2 separate regions of the Homo sapiens genome follow, and region 2 is linked to region 1. A link is a contact called in ENCODE POLR2A ChIA-PET data. All regions are on one chromosome and are shown on one strand. The core of a region is the stretch at or near the end of the contact, and the rest is flanking DNA. Distances in the headings are between cores, read along the strand shown.

Region 1 (3,922 bases), core at 678-3,177:
GAGTCTGAAATCCTGATTGAGAAGAACCACATCCTGGAGCAGGTTCAATCCATAGACTAGTAGAATCATTTTTGAAAAAGTAACATTTCTTTGTGATTTCAGATGTAAATATTTCTTTTCAGTTTGTCATTTTGTTTTCTTTTTTTTTGTTTGTTTGCTTGTTTTTTGTCATTTGTTTTGTTGTTTTGACTTCTGGTGTTCTTTGCCGTGCCAAAAAAGAAAAAAAAAATTCTGTAGTTGAACCTGTCAATCTTTTCATTTATGGATTTTGGATTTCTGAGTCCTGGTTAGAAAAGCCTTTTCCACTCCAAGGTTATAAAAAATTGTGCTTATTCTCGTTCTAGTATTTTTATGGTTTTATTTTTAACATTTAAACCGTCAATCCATTTGGATTTGTTTTCTGGTAGTAGGAATGGATACTTTTCTCCAGATGGCTAACTAGCTGTTCCAATGCCATTCATTCAATAGTTCATATTTTCCCACTGACTCAAGACATCACCTTCTCCACGTACTAAATGTGTGGGTCTCTCTCTGAGACCATTTGTTCTCCTCTATTGATCGGTGAGTGTATTCACACTAGAAGCATGTTGCTTTGATTATTGAAGCTTTATGATATGCTTAAATATTGGTATGCCTAGTACTTAATTGCTTTTCTTTTGCAAACTTTTAAAAGTCAAATCTCCTGGTTCACAGGAAAGGAAATACAAATCAGTCAAGGGTCTGAAAAGATGCTCAACCTCACTTGTGGGACAAGACTTAGAAATTACTACTGCCCTGAGACACCATTTCTTCACGCATCAGATTGGCAAAAACTTCAACCGTAAGATGACACTGGGTCGATGAGTTTTTGTGAAAACAGGTACTACTCCCAGACACTGCTGGGGGGAGTGTAAATGGGTAGAATCCCTATGGAGGGTAACTTGAAGATATCTACCAAATTTAAATATAGACTTGCCCCTTGACCCCAACTCCTACTTTTTGGAAATTTGCCCTTCAGATATACTTATAAAAAATAATATACATATAGGGGTTTTCATGACCATTTCGGAGGCAGTTGCAAAAGAGTAGAAACAGGCCAAATGGCCCCCAGTAAGGAACTGGCTCAATCATTTATAGCACATCATTCAATGCAATAATAGGCATCTATGAAAAAGAATGAAGAAGCTCTTTCTATATATTGACTTAGCAAGTTCTTTCCAAGGTATATAGCTAAATGAGGAAAACGAAGTGCAGAAGAGTGTGCATAGGATGTTATCTGTGAAAAGAATATAGACAAGTGTTTCTGCCATCATGTGATAATGCTTTCTTGAAAGGCCATGAGTTATGCAAACCTGTGCACTAAAATCAGAGAGCTTATGGGAAGAAGTAGGGTTACAGCTGACTGCCCCACAGCAATGCCACTTTGTAACCAGAGCATTAACCAAAGCAGTGACAATCCCAGTAAAAATGATAGCATGGTGAAAAAATAAAAATGTAAATAATAAACTGAGAAGCATTACATTAAATAGAGATCTTTGCTTTTAAAAGGAAGTGAAAGTATCTTGATGGAGGTGATGAAGAGATGATGGAGGTGCTGAATTATGGAAACAAGGGCAAAATGCATAAAAATTGGCAGGAATTGCAAAATTAGTTCTCCCAAAATAGAACATGTAACCAAACTGAGGAAGAGGAAGAAGATAGGGCATTCTGAGCAGAACTGTACTCATACCAGGCTTGCTGCATTTGCTTGTGTTTGGTATTTTACATTCAGCTGCTGTTAGCCCATGCTCTGGAAAAATTACAAATGAACCAATGCAGTGGAATTTTCACTTCTGGCCAAGACTGAGTAACAAGGTCTGGATTTACCCTCCCAGCTGAAACAGTTTGAAAACTAGGTTTCCAAGACATTGGGCCTTAGGCATGGACAGTGATCCTTGCAAGAGGAGAAACAGATGGTGAGCTGTATGATTGCCCCAGGATAGAGTTTCCAAGAAGGGAAAACCCAGGTGGAGGCCCGTGGTCTCTCTGAGCTGGGGAGATGGAGCTGCAAGTCAGCGGAGGCTAATGTGGCTGGAATTGGCAGAGCAGAACTCCCAGAAAAAGAAAGTTGTGCTGGGAGCGCTCTGGAGGTTTGCTCACAGTTCCCCTTGAGTGGCCACCTGAGAACTGATGAGCACATGGGTGTAAGGAAACTACCCAGGGCTGAGAGAGAACCACTGGAAAAGATCAGAAGCAACAAGCTTCAGAGCTCATAATGGAGCTGGGAATAGTTCCTGTTCCCACCTGCCAGAATTGCAGAACCTCACAATTCATGGGGCATTGGGTAGAATACTCAGAAGGGTTTGCCTCAGTAGTGGGAAAAATTTCTCCTGGACCAAACACTGCTCTGATCCCAACTGGCAAGGCTGAAAGCAAGACTCAAAAGCATTCAACAGTTTCTAAGTAACCTAACTGCATCCCAGAACAAAGCTCAAAAGTATTTATAGGAATATAAAAATATCCAGCATCTGACAAGGTAAAATTTATGTTTGGCATCCAATTGAAACTTATCAGGCATGCAGGGAAGCAGAAAAATATGATTTTCGACATGGAGAAAAATCAATGAAAATGAACCCAGAAATGACAGGAATGATAGAATTAGACACGGACATTAAAACGTTTACTACAACTGGATTCTATCTGTTCAAGAAGCCAGAAGAAAGATTGGACATGTTAAGTAGAGACATGGAAGTTATCAGAAAAAGACCCAGGCTGGGCATGGTGGCTCATGCCTGTACTAGCACTTTGGGAGGCTGAGGTGGGCAGACTGCCTGAGCTCAGGAGCTTGAGACCAGCCTGGCCAACATGGCAAAACCCCATCTCCACTTAATATACAAAAATTAGCCAGGAGTGGTGGTGAGCACCTGTAAGCCCAGCTACTCAGGTGGCTGAGGCATAAGAATCGCTTGAACCCTGGAGGCAGAGGTTGCAATGAGCCGAGATTACGCCACTGCACTCCAGCCTGGGTGACAGAGCAAGGCTCTGTCTTCAAAAAAAAAAAAAAAAAAAAAACACCCAAAATCAAACTTCTGGAGATGAAAATGATGTATGGGATGAAAAATGACATGGATGTAATTAGCAGCAGATCAGATACTACAGAAGAAAAGATTTATGAACTTGGAGTGGGAGGTAGTGGTGTGGAACATCAGACAAAAATTTGAAGAAATATTGGCTGAAAAATTTCCAAATTTGATGGAAATGATAAATCCACAGATCTAAGAGTCTCAATGAACACAGAGCACGAGAATCATAAAGAAAACTACATCAAGGCACGTAACAACAACAACAGTGATAGAGAAACCCTTAGAAGCAAATGAAACAATGCAACTTCCGAGTTATACTAACATAGTTTTCTTATTTATGAATCACGTCTGAACTAATTCTTGTAATAGTAACATACAATATAATAGACTGCTTATATTTTACTTATGTTTGCAAAAAGATGTTCTGGGTGGGTTCCCACGAAATTATTACAGTGGTTAATTGTTAGGGGTTTGGAAACGGGGTGGATGTAGCATGAGGGTAGAAGAAAGATTTCCACAGATGCCCGAACTAGGTAAATGTGTAACCTGTTTAAAAAATTCATGTGTCTTTTTTTTTTATTACAAAAGGAATATATCGGAGGGAGGGGAACTAAGGAGTGACGCTAATGGACATGGGGTTTCTTTGCGGGGTGACAAAAATGCTGTGGCATTAGATAGTGGTGATGGTTGCACAATTTTAGTGAATATACTAAAAACACTAAACTGAACACTTTAAAAAGGTGAAGTTTACCAGCCTATGCAACACAATGAAACCCCGTCTCTACAAAAAATAAACAAAATTAGCTGGGCATGGTGGCAGGCACCTGCTAGTCCCAGCTACTCGGAAGGCTGAGGCGGGAGAATCACTTGAGCCCAGGAGG
Region 2 (3,942 bases), core at 32-2,531, 220 kb before region 1:
GCCTCTGAAAAATATGAGTATGTTATGGATTGGGTTTTGAGAGACTGTCTCTGTTGTTGCAGAGAACAATAGGAGTAGCATTTATTTCATGAGGATCGTAGGAATATTTGGGTGCAGATGGCAGTGCTCCTATGAGTGACATATTTATACTGTTCTTTCTTTCTGGAACAGATCTTTTGATTGATTGGTTTTGTGCCCCTACCTCTTCCAGAAAGAATTTGCAACAGATTGACAAGGATACATAACCATATGAAACAAGATGAAAATAAAGACATCCATGTAAAAGGAAAATGAAGGTAGAATAGCAAGTGGTCTGGGGAAAGGTTTTATACAGAAATCTGTACTATTTCAATCTTCAGAGTTAGGGAAGTTGGCTCTGAAAGCAGAATGGGAAACACAGTACCTTAGAAGATCTCATACTTTCCAAAAAAACAAAAAACCATTCTAGTTGATTAAAAGAAGTAGAACTTTTCCTCACATTGATGTCTGAAGGGAATTTCTCCAGGAAGCTTTAGTAGATGGTGGACAATTAAGCTGAAGATGATTCTAAAACACAGTTCAGTTAGAGCAGCTTCCTAAGGCTTGGGGCAAAACCAATTGATCTTAAATTCAGAGCTGATGGTGGTTTGGGTCTTGAAAAATTCTCGTGTCAGACTCCGCTAGAGAGCATCTTTTCAATGATGTGTTTTCACTTAAGAGTTTAGTAAGTGAAGGGCATTTTGGATTGCGCTGTTGTGACCTCCAGCTTACCTTCCACTAGGGATGCAGCTTATGGGTAGAATATGAATCTTCAGATGGCAAAACAGCTTTTATAGCTAATAACCTCAGAACAGAAGCAAAGAGAGCACACTTAGACTCTTCGCTGTGCTTTCACTGGCACATCAGTAATTTCCATCCTTCTACAAAGGGGATGCTAATTTTTCTCTTAAAAAGTCCTTGCTTTATAAATGAAAAACAGTGACCAGTGACAAATTCAGGAATTAAGTAGGTTAATTTGATAGGGCAGCTTCTCAGGTGCTGACCCTTTAAAAAAAAATTCACCCTTTTTTTCCCGCTACAGGTGATTGATTATGTACTCCAGATTTCTGGGACAAATGAAATTTCCTGTAGCCTCATTTTGTCTCCATAAACCATCAGGATTCCTGGAAATTTAAATATTTTGATATCTAAATAACTTCAAACAATTTTGAGCCTGGAATCTTATCGGATTGTATACTCTAGTTCTTTATTTGGCAGAGAGCCAGCTGTGATCACTGCAGAGCAGTAACCCCTCCGCCCTGCTGGCTGTTTGCTTTTGCAAATCAGGAGAGAGAAAACGACCATTTTGCGGTTGCCCTTACGGTGGGGAGACAGGCTAGCTCATCAACAATAACAGTATATTTTTTGGTAATGTGGCAGGAAAGGAAGGCATTGAAGGCACTTACGTGGGTTAGAAGCTCTGCTAAGGCACTGCCCCCTGCCCTCCTCTTAGAAGGGCCCAGTTCAACACCTCATCTCCACCTGGAAGAGGCGGGGACTGTGCCCCATATCTGGCAGGTGGCCCTGGAAGCATCGGAGTTCTTCACTGCAGGAAGCTCTCCTTCCAGACCCACCCCAGGCTCTTGCTGACCAGCTTGGCTGGATTCTCCTCTCTGGGGAAGTACAAGGGCCAGCAACATCTCGATAACCATCGAGAACGCCCTCTGAAGTCGGGATAGTCAGCTTGTCTCTTTCCCTCCTTGGCTTCTTAAAACCCACAGCTTACTGAATGAAAATCCTTGCTGGAGTAATCAGGCTCATGTCTTTTTCTGGGTAATACTGATCTTAAAAAGACAGACATAGGCCGGGCGCAGCGGCTCACGCCTGTAATCCCAGCACTTTGGGAGGCCGAGGCGGGTGGATCACAAGGTCAGGAGATTGAGACCATCCTGGCTAACACAGTGAAACCCCGCCTCTACTGAGAATACAAAAAATGAGCTGGGCATGGTGGCGGGCACCTGTAGTCCCAGCTACTCGGGAGGCTAAGGCAGGAGAATGGTGTGAACCCAGGAGGCGGAGCTTGCAGTGAGCCGAGATCGCGCCACTGCACTCCAGCCTGGGTGACAGAGCAAGACTCCATCTCAAAAAAAAAAAAAAAAGAAAAGAAAAAGAGGCAGACATAATCCTTATTTAAAGGAGTTTGATGTCAGGGAGCATAGTCCAAGATCGGGGTGCTGGCTTGTACCTGGGTGTGGTGTGTGTTCCCCAGATATCCTCTCTGGGGCATAGGCTCACCTTACCGGGGGCTGAGGCCTGTGCATCCATAACTGAGCCACCTTTACAAATGAGCTCCCGTGTGGTCATCGCCTCTACGTGCTGCTCAGTGCTTCTGGCTCTAACCTCCCTTCCAGCCCCTCCTCCCTGCCTGCCCTCACTTACTCAAATGCTCTGTATTCCTAGACATATCTTGGCTGATGCTGTTCCCTCCAGATTCTCACTTTCCGCCTGTTGAAATCCTACCCTTTATTCCCCACCAGCCCAGCTCCTCCAAGATGACATACTCCATATGGCAGCGTTTTTCAAACTTGAGTCATTCACATTCATTGTCTTTCCCGTTCTCAAGTCCTGCTTGTATAATTTTTGACTTTTTTTATTTAAAGAATCTTTTTTTTTTTTTTTTTTTTGAGACGGAGTCTCGCCCTGTCACCCAGGCTGGAGTGCAATGGGGCGATTTCGGCTCACTGCAACCTCTGCCTCATGGGTTCAAGCGATTCTCCTGCCTCAGCCTCCCAAGTAGCTGGGATTATAGGCACACACCACCATGCCCGGCTAATTTTTTGTATCTTTAGTAGAGATGGGGTTTCACCATGTTGGCCAGACTGGTTTCGAACTCCTGACTTCGTGATCTGCCCGCCTCGGCCTCCCAAAGTGCTGGGATTACAGGCGTGAGCCACTGCACCCGGCCAAGAATCTCATTCTTTAAAAATAAAATTAAGCTCATTTAAAGCGGGACACAGTAGCACGTCCCGTGTAGTCCCAGCTATTCGGGAGGCTGAAGTGGCTTGCTTGAGCCCAGCCGGGGTGATATAGCAAAACTCTATCTCTTTAAAACATAAAATAAAATAGGCCGGGCACGTTGGCTCACGCCTGTAATTCCAGCACTTTAGGAGGCCAAGGCGGATGGATCATGAGGTCAGGAGTTCAAGACCAGCCTGGGCAAGATGGCGAAACCCCGTCTCTGCTGAAAATAAAAAAAATTAGCTGGGTGCGGTGGCAGGCGCCTGTAATCCCACGTAGTCGGGAGGCTGAGGCAGGAGAATCGCTTGAACTCAGAGGGCGGAGGTTGCAGTGAGCCAAGTTTGTGCCACTGCACTCCACCCTGGGTGACAGAGTGAGAATCCATCTCAATAAATAAATAAAATAAACTCATTTTATTTACTTTTCATTTATTATTATTATTATTTTGAGACGGAGTCTCACCCTGTCACCCAGGCTGGAGTGCAATGGCATGGTCTCGGCTCCCTGCAACCTCCACGTCCCGGGTTCAAGCGATTCTTCTGCCTCAGCCTCTTGAGTAGCTGGGACTACAGGCGCCTGCCACCGCACCCGGCTATTTTTGTATTTTCGGTAGAGACGGGGTTTCACTATGTTGGCCAGGCTGCTCTTGAACTCCTGACCACAAGTGATCCGCCCACCTCAGCCTCCTAAAGTGTTGGGATTACAGGCGTGAGCCACTGCGCCCGGCCTATTAGTAATATTTTTTGAGACGGAGTCTCACTCACTCTTTCTCACAGACCGGAGTGCAGTGGCGCGATCTCGGCTCACTGCAACTTCCGCCTCCTGGGTTCAAGGAATTCTCCTGCCTCAGTTTCCCACCACGTCTGGCTAATTTTTTTGTATTTTTAATAGAGACGGGGTTTCCCCATGTTGGTCAGGCTGGTCTCAAAATCCTGACCTCAAGTGATCCGCCTGCCTCAGCCTCCC

What was found. ChIA-PET counts read pairs that join two places held with the same protein, here RNA polymerase II (POLR2A).
Region 2: POLR2A ChIA-PET joins it to region 1 with 12 read pairs in Panc1. The contact joins two enhancer-like sites. POLR2A ChIA-PET finds 5 or more read pairs at or near these places in 4 of 52 experiments (AG04449, GM12878, Panc1 and 1 more).

The regions. Positions count from the first base shown.
Region 1 is chr20:47,022,741-47,026,662 of GRCh38, reverse strand. All of the region lies in intron 5 of EYA2 (EYA transcriptional coactivator and phosphatase 2), which reads right to left. Among named protein-coding and RNA genes, the nearest start is that of EYA2-AS1, 120 kb to the right of the region's middle. Within about 2 kb of position 1,927, at least 2 of the 41 ENCODE cell types and tissues checked have a DNase peak (open chromatin) inside an H3K27ac peak, as active enhancers do.
Region 2 is chr20:47,239,995-47,243,936 of GRCh38, reverse strand. The region is part of intron 14 of ZMYND8 (zinc finger MYND-type containing 8); the gene reads left to right. Among named protein-coding and RNA genes, the nearest start is that of MIR3616, 75 kb to the right of the region's middle. Within about 2 kb of position 1,281, at least 4 of the 41 ENCODE cell types and tissues checked have a DNase peak (open chromatin) inside an H3K27ac peak, as active enhancers do.